2 separate regions of the Homo sapiens genome follow, and region 1 is linked to region 2. Evidence: read pairs that join two places in POLR2A ChIA-PET (ENCODE). Cell type or tissue: PC-9. All regions are shown on one strand. Each heading gives the region's core, and the rest is flanking DNA. Links, peaks and the distances in the headings are about the cores only.

Region 1 (5,371 bases), core at 165-5,164, 630 kb after region 2:
ACCTTTGTGGTCTCAAATTGACCTTGAATCCTAAAAGTTCTGCAGTCAGGAGCCTGCACATGCCATGTACGTTGCCTGCCTAGCCAGTTCTCAGATCCTTTGCTTCCCAAAGGCCTTAACTTCCTAGTCTAAGTAGTTGGGAAGGAGTCTCCTACCTGCATTCTCCATGTCCAAAGCATTTTCACCACCTAGTGATCCCTCCTACTACATACCTTCTGGTTCAGAAGAGGTTAAAGTTGATTTGAAAAGAAATCTGAGCTCAAGAGTACAGAAAGCCAAATTTCTACCCAGAAAACAATATTTCCAGGGTACATGTAAGATTTTTGTTTTGTTTTAACGTGGAGTTTTGCTCTGTTGCCCAGGCTGGAGTGTAGTGGCACAACCTTGGCTCACTGCAACCTCCGCTTCCTAGGTTTCAAGCGATTCTCCTGCCTCAGTCTCCAGAGTAGCTGGGATTACAAGCACCCACCACCACGCTCAGCTATTTTTTTTTTATTTTTAGTAGAGACAGGGTTTCACCATGTTGGCCAGACTGGTCTCGAACTCCTGACCTCAGGTGATCCACCCCCCTCGGCCTCCCAAAGTTCTGAGGTTACAGTCATGAGCCGCTGCGCCTGGCCTAGACTCTTATTAATAGGTGTGTTAGTTCAGAAATAAGGAAAGATTAAGAAATAAAGAGATGATAGGAAAGCTGTCCTTTCAACACACTTTGGGAAGTACAAACATGTTTGTGTGTGTGTGTTTCTTACAAAGCGCTGTTCTCAGTGGACATTTGTGATAATGAGGATTAAGGGACTTAGAGGCAAATTCAAATATACCCAAGACTGGAGCTCCAAAAAGATGAGTCTTCATTTACCTTAATCTTTTTTTTGTTTGTTTATTTTGACACAGAGTCTCACCTCTGCTGCCCAGGCTGGAATGCAATGGCATGATCTCAGCTCACTGCAACCTCTGCCTCCCAATTCTCCTGCCCCAGCCTCCCAAGTAGCTGGGATTACAGGCACCCGCCATCATGCCTGGCTAATTTTTGTAGAGACAGGGTTGTACCATGTTGGCCAGGCCGGCCTTGAACTCCCGACCTCAGGTGATCCACCCGCCTCGGCCTCCCAAAGTGCTGGGATTACAGGTGTGATCCACCGTGCCTGGACTCATTTCCCTTAGTCTTTACCCATCTTTTCTCTAGTTACTTTTTTCTGGACACCATGAACTCATTTCTGTTAACATTTCCATCTATCATTGTAATCTAGAAGAGGGCGCTTAAGTCTGTCTCTAAAATTCATTCATTCAGCAAGTACTTACTAAATTCCTTTTCTTTTCTAACACTGTGACAAACCACTTTAATACAAATATAAATTAGACATTATCCTTGGCTTCAAAGAACTTATGATTTTGTGGCAATTCAGGAAAAAAGGAAAAAGAAATTTCCAGCCATAAAAAAGAATGAAATCAAGCTGAGCATGGTGGCTCATGCCTGTAATCCCAGCACTTTGAGAGACCTAGGTGTGTGGATTGCTTGAGTCCAGGAGTTCGAGACCAGCCTGGGCAACATGGCAAAACCCCATCTCTACTAAAAATACAAAAAAAATTAGCCGGGCATGGTGGCTTATGCCTGCGGTTCCAGCTACTCAGGAGACTAAGGTGAGAGAATCACGTGAGCCCAGGAGATCAAGGCTGCAGTGAGCTGGGATCACATTATTGCACTCCAACCTGGGCAACCGAAGTGAGACCCTGTTTCAAAAAAAAAAAAAAAAGAGGGCCGGGTGTGGGGGCTCACGCCTGTAATCCCAGCACTTTGGGAGGCCGAGGCAGGTGGATCACCTGAGGTCAGGAGTTTCAGCCTAGCCTGGCTAACATGGCGAAACTCCTTTTCTACTAAAATTACAAAAATTAGCCAGGCACTAGTGGTGCACGCCTGTAATCCCAGCTACTCGGGAGGCTGAGGCATGAGAATCACTTGAGCCTGGGAGGCAGAGGTTGCGGTGAGCTGGGATCGTGCCACTGCACTTCAGCCTGGATGACAGGGTGATACCCTGTCTCAGAAAAAAAAAAAAAAAAAGAATGAAATAATGTTTTCTGCAGTAACATGGATGCAGCTGGAGGCCATTATTCTAAGCAAATTAATGCAGGAACAGAAAACCAGATACCACATGTTCTCATTTAGAAGTGGGAGCCAAACATCGGGTACATATGAACATAAAGACGAGAACAATAGACACTGGGGACTACTAGAGGAGGGAGGGAAAGAGGGGGGCAATGGCTGAAAACTACCTATCGGGTACTATGCTCACTATCAGGGTGGCAAGATCATTCATACCCCAAACCTCAGTGTCACAAAATATACACAGGTAACAAACCACCACATGTACCTCCTGATTCTAAAATAAAAGTTGAGACTTCAGAAAAGTTTGAGGATACAAAATCAATGTACAAAAATCAACAGCATTTCTATACACCAATAATGTTCAAGCTGAGAGCCAAATCAAGAATGCAATCCCATTTACAATAGCCACACACACACATACAAAACCCCAAGAATACATCTAACCAAGGAGGTGAAAGATTTCCAAGATCTTTCAAGAAGATCTACAAAAGAAGAAGAACTACACAACACTGCTAAAAGAAATCAAAAGTGATATAAACAAATGGAAAGACATTCTATGCTCATGGACTAGAAGAATCAATATTGTTAAAATGCCCATACTGTCCAAAGCAATCTATTTATTTGACACTATTCCTATCAAACTACCAATGTTATTTTTTGACAGAATTAGAAAAAACTATTCTAAAATTCACATGGTAGCACGTGCCTATAATCCCAGCTACTTGGGAGGCTGAGGCAGGAGAATAGCTTGAAAAAAGCTTAAACCCGGGAGGCAGAGGTTGCAATGAGCCAAGATCATGCCACTGCACTCCAGCCTGGGCAACAGAGCGAGACTCAGTCTCACAAAAAAAAAAAAAAAAAAAAATTAGCCATGTGTGGTGGTGCACGCCTGTCATCCCAGCTACTAGGGAGGCTGAGGCAAGTAGCTGAACCTGGGAGTCAGAGGTTGCAGTGAGCCAAGATTGCACCACTGCACTCCAGCCTGGGCAACAGAGTGAGACTCTGTAAAAATAAAAAATAAAAATAAAAATAAAAATAAAAAAAAAACTAAACTCATCCCCCAAACCTCTTCTTCATTCTCCATGTCCCAAACTCAGTGAGTGATATCACCATAAACCCGGTTGCTGAGAAATACAATGTAACCAACAGTTTTGTTTTGTTTGAGACAGGGTCTGGTGTGATCATGACTCATTGCAGCCTCCACCTCCCAGGCTGAAGCCATCCTCCCACCTTAGCCTCCCTAGTAGCTTGGACTACAGACATGCACCACCACGCTTAACCAATTTTATTTTATTTTTCTGTAGAGGTGGGGTCTCACTATGTTGCCCAGGCTGCTCTCAAACTCCTGGGCTCAAGCGATCCTCCCTCCCTGGCCTCCCAAAATGCTGGGATTACAGGCGTGAGCCACCAAGCCCAGCCAACACATAGCTTTTTTTGTTTTGTTTTGTTTTTTGAGATGGAGTCTCACTCTGTCACCCAAGCTATAGTGCAGTAGCATAATTTTGGCTCACTGCAACCTCCACCTCCCAGGTTTAAGAAATTCTCCTCCCTCAGCCTCCCTACTAGCTGGGATTACAGGCGTCCACCACCACAGCCTGGCTAATTTGTTTGCTTTTTAGTAGATATGGGGTTTTACCATGTTGACCACGCTGGTCTTGAACTCCTGACCTCAAGTGATCTGCCCACCTCAGCCTCCCAATGTGCTGGGATTACAGGCATGAGCCACCATGCCCGGCCTTAACACATAGTTTTTATTTTATTTTTTGAGACAGAGTTTCGCTCTTGTTGCCCCAGGCTGGAGTGCAATGGCACGATCTCGGCTCACTGCAACCTCTGCCCCCCAGGTTCAAGTGATTCTCCTGCCTCAGGCTCCAGAGTAGCTGGGATTACAGGCACCCACCACTATGCCTGGCTAATTTATATATATATATATTTTTTTTTTCTTTCTTTCTTTCTTTTCTTTTCTTTCTTTTTTTTTTTTTTTTTTTTTTTTTGAGACGGAGTTTTGCTCTGTCGCCCAGGCTAGAGTGCAGTGGCGCAATCTCGGTTCACAGCAAGCTCCACCTCCCGGGTTCACACCATTCTCCTGCCTCAGCCTCACCCTCCCGAGTAGCTGGGACTACAGGCATCTGCCACCACGCCCGGCTAATTTTTTTTTGTATTTTTAGTAGAGACAGGGTTTCACCGTGTTTGCCAGGATGGTCTCGATCTCCTGAGGCCTCCCAAAGTGCTGGGATTACAGGCATGAGCCACCGCGCCCAGCCTTAACACATCGTTTTTAAACACCACTATGTGCCACACACCCTGCTACAGCATGTACCTAAGTAAGATGTTCAAGATAAATCCCTGTCCTAGGGTTGTTTATAATCTTGTGGGGAAGGCAGCTAAACAAATACTTGCACAAATAACTACTTAGTCATAATTGAAAGCGCTACCAAGGAAAAGGTAAGGAATCATCTTTGACGCTTTCTCCTCCTGCATTGAATCACCAGGTGCTGTTAATTCTAACTCCGAAGTCTCCAGATTGTCCTCTTCTCTCCACTTCACTGCTATCAGTATCTCAACTTAGACTACCGAAATACCTTCCTAACTGGCTCCCCTGTGTCTATCCTTGCCCCCACAGTCTATTTACCATGCTAGATCCATAGTGATCTTTTAAAAATGCAATTCTGCGTGTCACCTTCCTGCTTAAAACACTTCATTGGTTTTCTATTGCCCTTGGGATAAAGTCTACACTTCTTACCATGGCTTGAGAGGCCCTCTATGTCCTGGTCCCTCCTTGCTTATATCTTTACCTTACCGCTAGCCACCCTTCTCCTAGTTCTATTTCTGTGAGGCCCTACTTTTAGGGCCTCACTGTATACTTTTCCCTCTGCCTAGAGCACTCTGCTGCCTCCTCTCTCTTCTCCCACTGACTTTTCACTTAGCTAATTCCTCTTTTCTTCAAGTCTCCAAAAAGATTACCAGGTCAGCTTCCCGTATTATACCCTCTCCTAGCCCCTGTGGTTTCTGCTTTTGTAACATTCATCATATTTGTACTGTGGTGCTCTATGAGGACCGGTACCATGATTGTCTAGTTCACTGCCATCTCCCTAGCAGTACCTGGCCCAAGGCAGGCATTCAATAGATATTTCTTTTCTTTTCTTTCCTTTTCTTTTGAGACAGAATCTCCCTCTGTCACCCAGGCTGGAGTGCAGTGATGTATTCACAGCTCACTGAAACCTCGAACTCCTGGGCTTAAGTTATGCTCCCGCCTCCCAAGTAGCTGGG
Region 2 (5,371 bases), core at 145-5,144:
GGTTTTCCTCCTCTCTCTGACTTCCCTTCCCCCTCACTGTGTTTTCTGGGATAAACTCCCAAATAAACTACTTGTACCAAAATCCTTGCCTTGGGATCTGCTTTCTGGGAAATCAAAATTAAGACAACCCCTGTAAAGGGAGGAGGCCATCTTCCTGAGTGCCCCATCAAGACCACAGGGACCAGGGGGAGATCTTAGACCCCAAAACCACATTGTGACAATATCTTTGCTGACATCCCACTTTATTTCCTTCCTTTTTTTTTTTTTTTAAGAGATAGAATCTTTTTCTGTGGCCATGGCTGGAGTGCAGTGGCATGATCATAGCTCACTGCAGCCTTGAACTTCTGGCGTTAAGCAATCCTGCCTCAGCCTCCCAAGTAGCTGGAACTACAGGTGCATGCCACCACACCTGGATAATTTTTTTTGGTAGAGACAGGGTCTGGCTCTGTTGCCCAGGCTGATCTTAAACTCCTGGTCTCCCAAAGCACTGGATATCCCACTTTTTTCTTCTTCTTCTTCTGTTTTTGAGACAGTGTCTCTGTCACCCAGGCTGGAGTGCAATGGCACGATCTTGGCTCACTGCAAGCTCTGCCTCCCGGGTTCAAGCAATTCTCCTGCCTCAGCCTCTTGAGTAGCTGGGATTACAGGCACTTGCCACCATGCCCGGCTAATTTTTTTGTATTTTTAGTAGAGATGGGGTTTCGCCATGTTGGCCAGGCTGGTCTCGAACTCCTGACCTCAGGTGATCTGCCTGCCTCGGCCTTCCAAAGTGCTGGGATTACAAGCATGAGCCACTGCACCCGGCCTGGATATCCCACTTTCAACCTTTGCACTTGAGAAATAACAGAGTCTAGTGTTGGCTTCTGTGGAGTGTTGGGACTCCCCTCAGCTGACCAGTTCACTGAAACTAAGGAAGAGCCTGACAAGTGTATGCTCAGAACTCCAAGCAAGAAACAGTGGGGGCTTTCTCAGGGCTGATGGGAAATAAAAAGGACTAATTAGCTAGGAACTACTTGGCTTTTAAGCAACCAAACCACATGGAGAATCTCAGGTCCCAGCAGAGCATCAGAATATGATTCATAGAATGCTGTGCATGTATAAAAGTTCATAAGCATTCCATGTCAACATACTCAGCCTGCCAAAATCCAGAATTTTTTGTGCCTTTTCTATCATTTTCCCCAAGGGTAAGATACAAGAAGAGAGGTAGCAAAATGTCACAATCACAGGACCAGGAGCAGTGGCTCATGCCTGTAATCCTAGTGCTTTGGGAGGCCAAGGCAAGAGGATCACTTGAGGCCAGGTGCCTTGGGCACATAAGGATACCCTGCCTCTACCCCCCTCCCCAAATAGCTTAGCATGGTGGCCTGCACCTATAGTCACAGCTACTTGGGAGGCTGAGGTGGGAGGATTGCTTGAGCCCAGGAGTTCAAGGCTGCAGTGAACCACGATTGTGCCACTGCACTCCAGCCTGGGCGACAAAGCAAGACCCCGTCTCCAAAAACAAAACAAAAAAGTGGCAATCAGGAGAACTTCCCAACAAACCTGCTGGATCTGTCCCCCAGTGTGGGGGATACAGATGGGAAATCTGTTGAGTAGAATTAAATAGAAGTTGATGAACTAAAGAAGTGTGTAGAATTTGAGGGCTCTAAATTGGGGGTTAAGATCCCCTGGGTCCTGGGACTTTTTGACTTGCTGTCACACTCCCCTCAACAACTTTTTTTTTTTTTTTTTTTGAGAAAGGGTCTTTCTTCATCTCCCAGACTGGAGTGCAGTGGCGCAATCACAGCTCACTGCAGCCTTGACCTTCTGGGCTCAAGCAGTCCTTGTGCCTCAGTCTCCCAAGTACCTGGGACCACCGCCGCCTGTCAGTACACCCAGCTAATTTTTAAAAATTATTTGTAGAAACGAAGTCTTGCTATGTTGCCCAGGCTGAACTCAAACTCCTGGGCTCAAGCAATCCTCCCACCTCAGCCTCCCAAAGTGCTGGGATTACCAGCACATGCCACCACACCTGGCCTAACATTTTTGTTTTGTTTAGAGACGGAGTTTCGCTTTGTCACCCAGGCTGGAGTGCAGTGGCACCATCTTGGCTCACTGCAACCTCCGCCTCCCAGGTTTGAGCAAATCTCATGCCTCAGCCTCCTGAGTAGTTGTGACTACAGGTGTGTACCACCATGCCTGGCTAATTTTTTGTATTTTAGTAGAGACAGGGTTTCACCATGTTGCCCAGGCTGTCTCAAACTCCTAAGCTCAGGCAGTCTGCCCGCCTCAGCCTGCCAAAGTGCTAGGATTACAGGCATGAGTCACTGTGCCTGGCCTGGCCTAACATTTTTGAAAGTGTGGCTGCATCACAAGAGACAAAGCTGCTGTGACCCAGGTCTTATGCTTCTGGAGCTGCCAAGTGCAAACAATAGCTCAGCCACTGGGCACTGCCTGTGACGGGCAGCATCTATGGTAGGTGGCAGCTAGAGGCCCCACAGCCTAGGAAGGGCCTCCCAGAAGTTTTTATTTTGACTTAGAATCGAGGCTTTCAGTCTCAGCTTTGCCAGCAGCTGAGACCCATCTGAACCAAGGTTTCTTCTGAGAAACAAGGGTGAATTTGGACTTAAGGCATGTCATATTTGGCATGGTGTTTTTAAGTTTCTACTCAAACGTTGAGACATTTTATATAAAAGTCCAGAATTTGGGGCCAGAATTTTCAGGCCAGGATGTTCAGAGAGGCTTTGAGGAGAACCCCCAGCTGCTCCTAGTGCTAGGATAGAGAGGTGGGAGGGGTAAGGTAAGAAAGGCCAGAGATGATATCCAAGCTGCTGATGTTGCCAGATTGTTTTGAAAACAAACAACAAACAGTGGGGAATCTGGTCTACCCAGCAACAATTGAAGGTGAGTACTGGCTGCCGTTTTAAACAGGACTAGCCCTCTCCAGCTCAACACAATCCCAACCTAGTGTGCTTCCCTTATTTAAGATTCCTGACATAGCCTTTGAGTTCATGTTCCTTGAACTAGATGGTTCCTTCAGCTCTAACATGCAATAATAACAACAGGCCAGGCATGGTGGCTCATGCTTGTAATCTCAGCACTTTGGGAGGCCGAGGTGGGAGGATCTCTTGAGCCCAAGAGTTCAAGATCAGCCTTGGAAACATAGTGAAACCCCCATCTATACAAAAAGTAAAAAATTAGCTGGGTGTGGTGGCACATACCTGTAGTCCCAGCTACTAGGGAGGCCGAGGCTGGAGGATGATCACTTGGTCCCAGGAGTTGAGGCTGCAGTGAGCTATGATGGTGCCACTACTACACTCCAGCCTGGGTGACAGAGCGAGACCCTTTGTCAAAATAATTATAATAAAGATGATAACAATAACAATAATAGCTATCATTTATCAGTGCGCCAGGCCCTATGGCAAACAACTTGCATATGTTAACTTGTTTCAGACTTACAAAACCGTGTAGGGTAGGATTATTAGAAGAGAAAGCTGAGTTTCAGACCTGTAGGAAAGTTTGCCCAGTGTCACTGGCCAGTAAGCAACAGAGCTAAGACTTGAACCTGGGGCTGCCTAGGTCCAAGGCATGATTCTAACATCACACTATCCTGCCACTATTAGAGTATCTTTGCCAGCCTAACTTCATTGCAGCTGGAGCCAGAATAGCAGCAAGTGTTTTATAAATGTAAATACCCCATATTCAGGGGACAAGCTGTGGAAATGCAGGCGAGTGTGTGCCCAGGTGGCAGGAGATCAGGAGGTAGGGAGATGATGGGGAAATCGCAGGTCACAGCATCTGGGCACCTGAGGCCAAAGTGCTTCAGGGTTGGCCTCAAGAGAAGACAAGAAAGATGAGGTGGGGGGAGGAGAGAGGAGGCCAGGCTGTCTGAGAGTCCCTGGGGAGAACCTCCAGGTGTTCCTCCTGCTGAGATAGGCAGGTGGGAAGTGAGAGAAGCGAGCGCTGATGACTGAGCTGCTGGCGTTCGCAGGAACCTAACTGACTCGGTGGTTGGAGCGGGGGAGTGAGGTTAATGGGAATCAGGAGGCTCTCTGAGCCCCGGGGCCTAGTCTTCCTCGTTCTTGTTCCCCTCTCCTTGCCTGAGTGGTCTGTGGTGACCAGCCAGGTTCCTTTACAGGAAACAGCCCAGCAACCTTACAGGGGGAAAAATGGAGTCCTCCTTAGGTGCAGAAACACAGCAACTTACCTAAGGTCTTGGGGCCCCCTCCCAGGGCAGTGCATCGAGGTGGGACGTGAGAAGAGAAAAGGGCTTGTCCAGAGGCGCGCGGTTCCACAGCCCATAAGGTTGGGGGTGGCCCGAACCTGAAACGGAGCCTTGGCCAGGATCCTGCAACCAAAGTCTGAAGCGCCCCCCGGTGGGGGCCGAGAGCGCTGCAGGCAGGTGGCGGCGCGGGGCAGGCGGGCGGGCGAAGGGAGCTCCGGCTACGCAGAGAACGCGGTGCGCCCCCTTCCCACCTGCGCGAGGGCATCCTGCCCGGGGGAGGAAAGGCGGGAGTCCGAGGCGGGTCGGATTCCCAGCCAGCTCCCTCCTCACAGGAGGCGGCCCATTATCCGGCGTCGTTAAAGAGCAATTAGATGGAAATTAAGCCGAGAACAAGTATTGATTATCTCATTAAGGCCGGGGGAGCCCGCTCAGTCGGGGAGAGTTTACCGCCGCTCACCCCATTATCTGCAAGGTGAAAGCCTGCGGTCATCAAAACCCAGTGATGTATCGATCTTGCCCCCATCCCCAAACCCATTCCACCCCTCCCCCCTAGAGTAAGTGGGTTCTAGAGAGGTGACACCAGGGGTGTGATGAGCTGGAGGAAGAGCTCAGGCCCCTACTGTCTCTCTTAGCACTTTCTCTTTAGTTCCCTTTATTTCTTCAGTTTCTGGTCCCAAATTTCTTTCTTTCTTTTTTTTGAGACGGAGTCTTGCTCTGTTGCCCAGGCTAGAGTGCAATGGCGCGATCTCGGCTCACGGCAACCTCCGCCTCCCGGGTTCAAGCGATTCTCCTGCCTCAGCCTCTCGAGTAACTAGGATCGCAGGCATGTGCCTGCCACAACACCCTGCTAATTTTTGTATTTTTAGTAGAGACGGGGTTTCACCATGTTGGCCAGGATAGTCTCGAACTCCTGACCTCAGATTATCCTCCCGCCTCAGCCTCCCAAAGTTCTGGGATTACAGGCGTGAGCCACCGAGCCCGGCCCACATTTCTTCTAATGGTGGGGAGGGAGGGAAACCAGAGACAGTTCACCTCTCTCCGAGATTGGAGAAAGAGGACTTCTGTGGTTTTACATCCAAAGAAGAGAAACTGGAGTTGAGATGTAATTGAAAGAATTTGCCCCTGTTGACACACAGTACAGGGCACCCCTGCGCCCCGAACTCCTTT

What was found. ChIA-PET counts read pairs that join two places held together with the same protein. Peaks named below come from ENCODE experiments on the same cell type or tissue, not always from the same donor. Only the 100,000 strongest peaks of a DNase experiment are listed, where the experiment ranks them.
Region 1: POLR2A ChIA-PET joins it to region 2 with 7 read pairs; 2 of 35 experiments call an interaction of 5 or more read pairs at or near these places.

The regions. Positions count from the first base shown.
Region 1 is chr10:100,419,816-100,425,186 of GRCh38, reverse strand. No RefSeq gene overlaps it. Among named protein-coding and RNA genes, the nearest start is that of WNT8B, 41 kb to the left of the region's middle. In PC-9, for the core only: no CTCF peak of the experiment used is centred there; no DNase peak of the experiment used is centred there.
Region 2 is chr10:101,049,416-101,054,786 of GRCh38, reverse strand. No RefSeq gene overlaps it. Among named protein-coding and RNA genes, the nearest start is that of KAZALD1, 9.9 kb to the left of the region's middle. RefSeq lists an enhancer at 3,950-4,451 and a silencer at 4,270-4,459. In PC-9, for the core only: CTCF peaks have their summits at 4,132 and 4,335 (motif pointing left); a DNase peak (open chromatin) is centred at 2,336; H3K4me3 peaks cover 379 bases.